3 separate regions of the Mus musculus genome follow, and regions 1 and 3 are each linked to region 2. Evidence: chromatin loops called from intact Hi-C (ENCODE). Cell type or tissue: left cerebral cortex. All regions are shown on one strand. Each heading gives the region's core, and the rest is flanking DNA. Links, peaks and the distances in the headings are about the cores only.

What was found. Peaks named below come from ENCODE experiments on the same cell type or tissue, not always from the same donor. Only the 100,000 strongest peaks of a DNase experiment are listed, where the experiment ranks them.
Region 1: a loop joins it to region 2, with 2.6 times the contacts of the local background. A loop is called at or near these places in 15 of 42 quality-filtered maps.
Region 3: it touches region 2 in a loop (3.0-fold over the local background); 15 of 42 quality-filtered maps call a loop at or near these places.

What each region holds. Positions count from the first base shown.
Region 1 is chr11:80,548,384-80,551,681 of GRCm38, reverse strand. All of the region lies in intron 21 of Myo1d (myosin ID), which reads left to right. Among named protein-coding and RNA genes, the nearest start is that of Gm31109, 41 kb to the right of the region's middle. In left cerebral cortex, for the core only: no CTCF peak of the experiment used is centred there; DNase peaks (open chromatin) are centred at 1,219 and 1,624; H3K27ac peaks cover 1,886 bases.
Region 2 is chr11:80,475,034-80,478,331 of GRCm38, reverse strand. Cdk5r1 (cyclin-dependent kinase 5, regulatory subunit 1 (p35)) reads right to left here and starts at 1,309. Exons shown (of 1, transcript NM_009871.3): 1 at 1-1,309. The coding sequence starts at 823. In left cerebral cortex, for the core only: a CTCF peak has its summit at 1,506; DNase peaks (open chromatin) are centred at 825 and 1,495; H3K4me3 peaks cover 1,431 bases; H3K27ac peaks cover 1,308 bases.
Region 3 is chr11:80,561,205-80,564,502 of GRCm38, reverse strand. The region is part of intron 20 of Myo1d (myosin ID); the gene reads left to right. Among named protein-coding and RNA genes, the nearest start is that of Gm31109, 54 kb to the right of the region's middle. In left cerebral cortex, for the core only: a CTCF peak has its summit at 1,816 (motif pointing right); DNase peaks (open chromatin) are centred at 1,586 and 1,803.

The sequences.
Region 1 (3,298 bases), core at 298-2,797, 74 kb before region 2:
CTTCAGTAAAGGTAAAGGGGCACTGTTGCTGAATAGTTGAACACTTGACCTGCTTCTCAGATGGAGCATGCTCGCTCCCTGTCTGATTGTCTGTCTGTCTGTCTGTCTCAGTCTGTGTGTGTGTGTCTCTCTCTCTCTCTGTCTCTCTGTCTCTCTCTGTCTCTGTCTCTCTCTGTCTCTCTCTCTCTCTGTCTCTGTCTCTCTCTCTCTGCCTTTCCTTTAACTCTCCATCAAACTGTTAGGTAGACTGTCACTTCCCAGGTAGGACAAGGAGAGTGGCACGGAGAGAAGCACCTCCTGACCATGGCGGGAGAAACAGAAGAATGTCACATCCCAGCCACCTCACGTCATCCCTCCCCCACCCCATCCTCGCCCAACCCCTTCCAGATATTCCCTGTACCTCCCCGCTCCTTGGGAAACGTTTTCGTGATCCGTGGCAGGCATTTCTAGACTACTTCCCCCAAATAGCTGGATACTCAGCAATGTAATTTATATTCCAACTAAAAATCTACAAGCAAAATTAACACAGTTGAGACTAACCAGATTGCCAGCCATAGAGGATTTGTTCTTTCTTTGTTTTTTCAAGAAAGGGTCTCACTATATACCTCTGCCATGGAACTCATTATGTAAACCAAGCTAGCCTCAAGCTGCCTCCCAAGTGCTGGGATTCAAGGCATGTGTACTATGCCTAGCTTTTTCATTAATTTTGACCCATCTCAGTGGAATATATGAGTACTTCCTCCCACCTCCAGGGTCTTGCCATATAGCCCAAATTGGCCTCCAATTTACTGTCTTTGTCCTGTGTCACCCTCTTGAGTGTTTGGACTGCAGGAACCTGTCACCATGGTCATCTTGGGCTATTTAGAATTAGTGAAGTAGTACAGTTTAAAAGTGAGTAGTCATGGGTCACATTGCTTTGCTGCCAGTAGAGATGCATATGGAAACAGGGAAGGAGAGACACTTTCCTCAGTGTATAGATTGGAAATTCTACTCAAACACTGACCTGGTGGCAGAGATGGCCTTCCCTTGTGGTCCTGTCACCTTGTAGGCCTTCCCCCGCTGCCCTACAGGGAGCCAGGCTTCCATCTGCATCCGACCCGACAAGCCTCTCCTGTGTGTGCTTACTGCAGTACTCTGGCTGGCATACGAGTCCACGGGACAGAGGCTTTGTTTCCGCTCTTCACAGCAGTCCTCATGTGGTAAGCAGTGCCGGGCACACGGAAGGGTCTCTGTAATACTAGTTGAAAGCTGTTAAGCAGTTAGCTGCCATGAATGAGAGCCAGCTGGCACTAGGGTGCCTCTGGCCCTTCCTCACAGACATTTGTACCTTGCCTACCAGAAAATGTGAAAGACGGGAAGAATCCCTTTACAGCGCCCTGCCCTTATGAGCACCTCCTTCCCTGCACTGTTCATAGTATAGCTCTAAGTAATGCAATGTATTCAGAGACCAAGTGATTAGGTATTTCAAGATATAAAGTCAGCAACTAAAAAGTTTATGCGCTGGAAGAGCCGCGGGTATGTGATGTGCTGAGGGCTGCAGCTTCTCCTTCACTCTTCCTTAACAACTAAACAACTAGACATAATTTCAGACTCTCCTTGTCAGTGAGCTGTCGAGGAGGCAGGATGCAGAGAGTCCTGCTCACATCAGCAGTTCCTTAATAAGTAAAAGACTTTGAAACCACACTGGCGGCTGTGCACATGAGCCGGCTCCCAGCTTAAAAGCTGAGCTGGGGATTCTAACTACAAACAGGTGGACTGGAAGGGGAACCCAGAAGCCTCCACATGCCCCCTTTCATGTGAGGACCCCAGGGCTGAAAGATGTCTTCTTTGCTATGGGGCCTATAAGGACAGATACGAACAACAGGAAAGATATACATAAGAGCTATAAGAAAAGCCTATTTCTGAAAGAATTGTAACAGGAAATTCATATTATAGAAGCTCTCTGCTTCAAGAAGTATAGGACATATGGAGATGAATGAAAGCACTGACTGAGAAACAGCTAAAAATGTTCAGGTAGCCAAATCAAGCCAAAGATTTTAAAGCTGTTAGGTCAGTGTTAAAGAGTGAAAACAGCAGTCGATGTCACAGAAAATAGATTTGAAAAATAATGATAAGGCAGTATATAGATGAGAGTGATGATTTATGGTTTTTAATTATATGGTATGTGGGGTGAGAGGGAACATTTACACATGCGTTGCAAGTACCAGAAGAGACCAGATGCCCCTGGAGCTGGAGTTATAGGCGATCTGTACCTCCTGACATGAGCGTTAGGAACAGACCTTGAGTCCCTGCAAAAGTAGCAGGTGTTTCTAACCTCTGAGCGTCTCTCCAGTTTCTAACCTCTGAGCGTTTCTCCAGTTTCTAACCTCTGAGCGTCTCTCCAGTTTCTAACCTCTGAGCGTCTCTCCAGTTTCTAACCTCTGAGCGTCTCTCCAGTCCCAAGAACAATGATTTAGAAAACGTCAGAGAGGACCGAGAACAAAGGTCTCACATTCAAATGGCAGCTGTGCTTGAAAAGGACGCTGTGGAACAAAAGTGATTGTGGATTCTCAAAGATCTACCTATATGTATTTAATTTTAACCTCTCTGAAATTTAGATGGGACTTATAATTGATAGGTTGCCATAGCTACAACAGGCAATTATATGAAAGAAGATGCATCTTACAGGATGGTGTTTTATACTCTGTAAAACATGTTCATTTAAAGCTTTAAGAAGAAAACTTCTCGCTGGGCGTGGTGGCGCACGCCTTTAATCCCGGCACTTGGGAGGCAGAGGCAGGTGGATTTCTGAGTTCGAGGCCAACCTGGTCTACAAAGTGAGTTCCAGGACAGCCAGGGCTACACAGAGAAACCCTGTCTCAGAAAAAAAAAAAAAAAAAGAAGAAAACTTCTCTATACTCCAAGTATTTTATGTGGAGAGCTAGTGAATGTCTGTGTGTTACCATAATGGCTTTGAATTTAAGGATTCTCTCTGTCTCTCTCTGTCTCTCTCTGTCTCTCTCTCTCTCTCTCTCTCTCTCTCTGTGTGTGTGTGTGTGTGTGTGTGTGTGTGTGTGTATGTGTGTGTGTGTGTATCTGTGTGTCAGTGTACACAATTAGAAATGTGGACAATTCCCTTATGGGGGACAAAAAATAAGATTGCTTTTCCAGCAGCAGTAAATATCTCAACCCCCTGGAGCAACATCTTCAGTCTTTTGAGAGGTAAAAGTTAGGACTCAAAAATTATATGCCCAACCAAGCTGTCATTTGTGTTTAGCAGTCAAACACCTCAGGAAGTGTATCTGCTCCTGGCATTCGT
Region 2 (3,298 bases), core at 466-2,965:
TCTGCAGCATCTTGGAGCTCATGAGGTTGATAACTGAGAGGCAACGGTCCCAAAAGGCTTCCTTACAGCTCTCTACCAGGAAGGGCTTGAGCGGGTAGGAGATCTCATTGCCCATGTAGGAATAGGAGAGGTACAGACAGGTCAGCAGGACAGCCTGGAGCTCATGGTCGGAGCCCACCTCAGAGGAGATGACATCCCTGCAGAGCATGTAGAGGAAGACCACATTGGCCGGTGTGATGAAACCCTGGTCCTGCCAGCCCTGCAGAAGCAGGGAGCGGTCCACGCTGCGCAGCCAGAGCACGGGGTCCGTTGGGGACAAGTGCTTCAGGCGGTAGCACCGGCGGCAGAGAAACTCACCCAGGCAGCGCAGCAGCTCACTAGTGGACGCCTGGACGATGACCCGTTTGGGTGTCCCTGCAGAGGTGATGGCAGGGTGCGGGGCCTTCTTGACAGAAGAGGAGACCCCAGTCTGGGAGCCAGAAAGCTGGCTGGCTGGGGGTGCGGGCGGCTGAGCCGGCGGGGGCTGGGCGAATGTGGACAGGTTGGCACAGGACAGCGACTTCTTCAGGTTCTCATTGTTGAGATGCGCGATGTTGCTCTGGTAGCTGCTGTTGGGCTGCGCCTTCTTGGAGTTCTTCTTCTTCGCTGACACCGCCACGATCCTCTTCCAAGGCAGCACCGAGATGATGGAGTGCCGCTTCAGGTTCTTGTCCTTGGCGTTCTTGCTGTTCTGCACGGCCGTGTAGTGGCCCACGGTGGCCGCGCCATCCTCAAACAGTGTGGCCTTCCGATAGCTGGGGGATAGGGACAGCACCGTGCCCATGGTGCCACTGCGCGCCCGGCAGGGGCCGGCACCCCCGCGCGCCCAGCCTGCCGGCTGGAGGGGGGTAAAGGCTTACCGAGCCTGTAGCGGCCGCAGAGAGAAAGGAGGCGCTCCCGGGACACGACGCGTTTAGTCCTGCGGATCTGCGTGGAAAACAAGATGGTTCTCAGCCCCGGGCGGGGCTCCACGCCGCGCCCCTCCGCTCGCACTTCCGAGGCCCGAACCCCCGGGCTGCGGCCCCGTCGAGCCCCAGCCTGTGCTTCCACTGCGGCACCGGTCAAAGAGCCGCAGTGGCCTCCGCAGCAGGAATCCAACCAGGCCGCGCACACGGCCCCGGTCCGCGCAGGCTTACCCGCAGTCAGGCAGGCTCCCGCGGCAGGCGCAGCCGCTGCGTCCCAGGCCCTCCGCAATGCGCGCCGCGGCCCGGGTGCTCGACTCGGCGCGGCGGCGGCTCCCTGCTTCTGTCCAAGGTTCTGCAGACGCCGCGGCCCCGCCCCCGCCCGGCCCCCGCCTGCGTCTCCGCCGCGAGCCCGCCGGCCCCGCCCCGCCCCGCCCCGGCGCGCGCCTTGCAAGCCGCCTCTCCGGATCGCGCGCGCGGTCCACACGCCCGCTCGGTCTCGCCGCCAGGTCGCCGCCACTCGCGTCCCTCAGCGCGAGCGGCGCACGGTGGCGCCTCTAGTGGGCGCGCCCATTACGGGACACGGCGCGGGCGGCGGGAACGCGCGAAGCCGGGTCTCCACCTGGAAGGTGCCTGCGCCGCGCGCGGAGCCCGGCCTCGTGAGCTCCGGCGCCGCGCAGCGGAGCTCTCCAGGCGGGAGGGCGGGCGGGAGGGCGAGGGGGCGGGCGGGGCGGAGGGCGGGCCCCGCCCAGACACGTGCTGCCTTTGTTCCCGCCGCGGCCCCCTTGGCAGAGGCTGCGGGCGGTGCGGAGAGCTGGCCCGGGCGCTGGAGAAAGGAAGAGCCGCAATCAGCATCAGCGTAAAAGCCCGGCACCCATTAAGACTCTAGGAAAGCCAGGCCAGAAGGATGAGGGCGGCCTAGAGATCCTATCACGGAGGCTGTCAAAATTGAAGCTGCTGCGCCTTTAGGCCAGTTTCTTATTTGCCCATTTTAAAACTTGATGACAGTAAAATTGCAAGAAAATCTGGTTCTGACTACCGACACATAGTTCACAATCAGCCTCCATGTCCTTCACAAAGGCCACTGCCGAATTACAAGTCATTCATTCTGGACTGGTTCTGGAGACCCAAATTGTCAAATAAGCCAACCTGTATCTTAACTCAGACTCCCAACTCCGAACCTGAGAGAATTCCTGAAAACACCCAAAACAAGAATCTTGTTGAGGTCATTAGGCTTAAGTACTTCCAGGTTAGGGACCAGGGTGACCAGAGAGGTAAGTGCCCTGCCCTGTTACCACCCCACCCCACCCCCCAAAAAAAGTTTTTCCAGGACCTTACCAAGCACACAGGATGGCTAGCTTCGCTGTGGCCCCTTCCTAACAATGTTTCTCATAGAACAGAGTGGTACCTGCTATTACTAGAACACAGCACCTGACACTGGGTAACCTATAAACGAAATAATGAAGTGTTAGCTCACAGCTCTGGAGTATGGTCCAGAGCCAGTAGTAGGACGTGCTGTGGTGAGGATGGAGACTTCAACTCAAACCGGGAAGGGGGAGAGTAAATAATTACATTGGGGGACGGGGAATGAAGGCCAGTGTCACACTGGCTTTCTAACAACTCTGCTCAAAATTAATCCATGACTTGGAACCTTTCCTTGAGACACAGGCCGCCAGCACCTTGCCATCCTCCTGCTTCAATGTTCAGTTAGGATTCAGGCATGAGCCACCATACCAGCTCCAACGAAAACCCTCTCCAAGAGCGCTCTCAACACTGACACTGAGACCGAGCCTCAAGGGTCAGACTCAACCCCCTAGCTGCTCTTCAGTAGGGCGGCCCTGGGTCTCTTCCTTTTCATCATAGTAGGCTGTAAGCCATCTTCCTAAGGCCTTTCAGACCAGCTCCCCCAATGTTTCTTCTACCTGGAAAGGCAACCGCTAAAAACCAGCCTCTGAGCTGACTTCATGCTTATGGTCCCCTTCAAATTCCAGGATTAAGCAAAAGTTAAATGTGTTCTACTTCCCTAATTATACACAGCCCTCCAAAGGCAGAGATCCACCCATTAGAAAGACCCGGGCCTGCTGTTGCCTGCAACTGAATTCCAGCTTTTACAATTCAATCCTAGAGGTCACGGGCCTTCTCCAGCACGGCCACATGCGTGTTCTCTCTTGTCTTCTGTCTGGCCAACCCTACCCCATTACCTTCGAAAACCTCTGCCAACTACCCCAGCCTCCTCGTGTTTGCAGAACAGAAGCAGGATGGCACTACCATACTACATGCTGAGGTGAGAGGTTGTCAGGAACCCTACTCACCTAGGCCACGCCTGGTACGCTTGCTTCACGGAAGCAGTCAGGGCA
Region 3 (3,298 bases), core at 298-2,797, 86 kb before region 2:
AATGAAAATGCAGAGAATACCAGTTGGTGGTGTGCTCAGCCACAGGTGGGACATCACCCCCTGCCAGGGCTGGGAACACTATAGAAGAGGAAGCAGAAAGACTGTAAGACCCAGAGGTCAAGGAGGACCCGAGCAAAGCCGCGTCTCCTAGATGAGAGAGGACTGCTGTACTCCGGAACTTACACAGCTGTGGTCAGCATTCTAGCCCGGAGGGAGGAGCACTGTGAACCCCCACCCTAACTGAAGAGTGATTTACAGATTCTGACAGCTCCTAGGGGAAGGAGAGACAGTCTTAAGGGTGTGTCGCCTGGTAGGTTGATGCTGTGCAGTGGATGGCCCCACACCTACGAGTATATGGTCAGCACAAATTGGACTCAGTGGATAACTTTTACAAAAAGAAAGAGGAGCTGAAGCAGCGAAGAGTAGAGCAATCAGAAGAGAAGTGAGGGTAAAGATGATTAAAATATGTTTTATAAATTCTCAAACAATTAATATAAATGTATTAAATTAGCTTTCCCATGCATGTGCTTATTTTTCTGTACTAAAGATTGGACACATGGCCTTACATATGCTAAGCAAGCACTCTCCCACCAAACTACATTCCCAGGCTTGCATTTATTTGTTTGTTTGTGGTTTTATTTTGAGACAGGGTCTACCAGGCTCTCTGAAGATCAATAATTTTTTTTTAATTCTTAGTCTGGTAGTATATGCCCATGTAAATCAAGGATAGGGCAAATAGTTTACTGTTACTACAGTGGACCCCTGAGTTCAACAGTAATCGTCTCTGTGGCCCATAGAGTTTTTACAGCTGGGCACAGCAGCTAGAGCATCTGTAATAGAGCATCTGTAATCCAGTGCTCTGTGCACTGGAGGAGGACTGCTGCAGGTTCGAGTTTGGCTGCATGGCAGAGTGAGACTATTTCACGCCCACCCACCTACTCTCAAGATACTGAAATCCCCAAAGTCCCCCAAAATACAGTTTTATGCAGATCTGGAGCTAAAACTGAAAAAACGGAAAAGAGCAGCCAGGAGAGCACTCTGGTGCGCAGGTGTGTCTCCTGTCTCAGTGTTAGTGTCAGCATTGCCCATCTGTATGCTTGGGGATCTGTGAATGTTAATAAATGTTACATACAACACACATGCAAATTATACTGTAACTTGTACTTCAGCTTTAGAACATACCAAACGTACAAAATATGCTTTTTCTGGCATTTCAGACGTATGTATCGTGTGCTTTGAGAATATTCACTCGCCACTCTCCTCTCCGTCTTCCCCTCTCCCTCCCACTACTCCCCTTGTTTCCTGACTAGTCCCCTGCAATTTTCATATCATATATATCTAGATTCCACATATGGGAGAAATCTATGGTTCTATATAGAGGAGGAAACGTGCAACCTTTGTCTTTTTTAGTCTGCCTTACTTAACATAATCATCTCCAGGCCTGATCATGTTTCACAAAGAGACATAACATCCTTTTTTTCTTTCTGCTAAGCAAAATTCCACTGAGTACATATGCCACCTTTTAACCCATCCATCTGTTGATAGGAATCTGGGCTGGCTTCTCAGCTTGGCTGCTGTGGACATGAGTGTGCAGCGCTCTGTTATGTTTCCCTCCTTCAGCTGTATGCCTGGAGTGCTGTTGCTGAATTATTTAGTAGCTGTCTTTTGTTTTTTGGGGAATCTCCGTGTTGATTTCTATGATAGCAATACATTTACATTCCTACCAGCAGTTAGATGCCTAATCTCTTTTTTTTTTTTTTTTTAATGAGTATGGGCCTTTGCCTGCATGTAAGTCTATGCACCATATGCATGCAGTACCTTCGGAGGCCAGAAGAAGGCATTGGATGCTCTGGGACTGGAGTCACAGAGAGTTCTGAGCTGTCGTGGTCCTTTAGAAGAGCAGCCAGAGCTCTCACCTGATAAGCCACCTCTTCATCCCCTACACCTCAATTTTTAAAAATCCTGCTGAACTGTTAATTCAAGTTGTATAAGAGTGGGGTTATATTTCTAATTTTCAGTTCATTACTTCTTTTACCTGTTATTTATAAAAAATAAGTAAGATATAGATATCAATTAAAAATCATATTACTGAGCCGGGCATGGTGGCACACGCCTTTAATCCCAGCACTCGGGAGGCAGAGGCAGGCAGATTTCTGAGTTCGAGAGCAGCCTGGTCTACAAAGTGAGTTCCAGGACAGCCAGGGCTATACAGAGAAACTCTGTCTCAAAAAATCACATTACTGACTAGAGGGATGGCTCAGAGGCTAAGAATGCATACTGCTCTTCCAGAGGACCCAATTTCTGTTCCCAGCACCCCCATAAAGTACTTTGCACCTACCTGTAACCCCAGCTCCAAGAGATTCTCTTCTGAACCCCAAAGGCACCTATGTGTATGTGTCGTGGATACACACACACACACACACACAATCTTTTACACACACAATCTTTTTGGTTTGGTTATATTAAAAGATCCAGGTAGAGTTCTCCATGGTCATCCAGATCTGAGGCCTTTCGTTCTTTAATTCCAAGGGGGCAAAATGTGTTTTCTCCTCTCTCTACAGCACTTTATTGCCAAAGATTACCAAGTAGTTAAGAAAAGCTAGACCAATAAAAATGATGAGCCAGTAATAAATACAAGTGAGCCCCTGCCACTTGCTGTAGAAGGGGCTGTCATTTGTATACATGAGGTATTATAAAATAAAAATAATGCATATCAGAATTGTATGCTTGCCTTAAAGAATTGAAAGCCATCCAGGCTGACCTCAAGGATTGCCCCTCTAGTAAGCCAAGCATAAATCATGCAGAGAGCAGGAAGATGTGGCCTCCTAATCAACTGAGCTTTACTAATGTTTTCCTAACACAAGCTGTCCTTTCAGTTGTGAATTCAACTTGTTGATTATTTTGGATTTTTCCATTTGTACTCATGATATTCACATCAGATTGCCGGGCATGGGGGGCACTCATAGAAGCCCATAAGAGAGAGAGAAGATGAAACATCAAATCTTGCTATCAGAATTAAGTAAAATAATCAGGATGGCTTCCACATTTCTCTGTGTAATAGAGCATTCTAAGTCATATAAGAATTATCATCCAGTCCTGATAGCACCTGTAATCCCAGCATTTGGAAGGCTCTGAGGCAGAAGAATGCAGAAGAATTCCATGCCACTGGCCACAAAGTCCAGAGGAGGTTGAGCCCCAGGAATTGAATGGGCATCTGAGATGTCATGGCTGAAGTGGACTTCACAGACAGATCCCTCTCAACCCACAGCCCTCCTACTCACCATGCAGCCACCCAGAA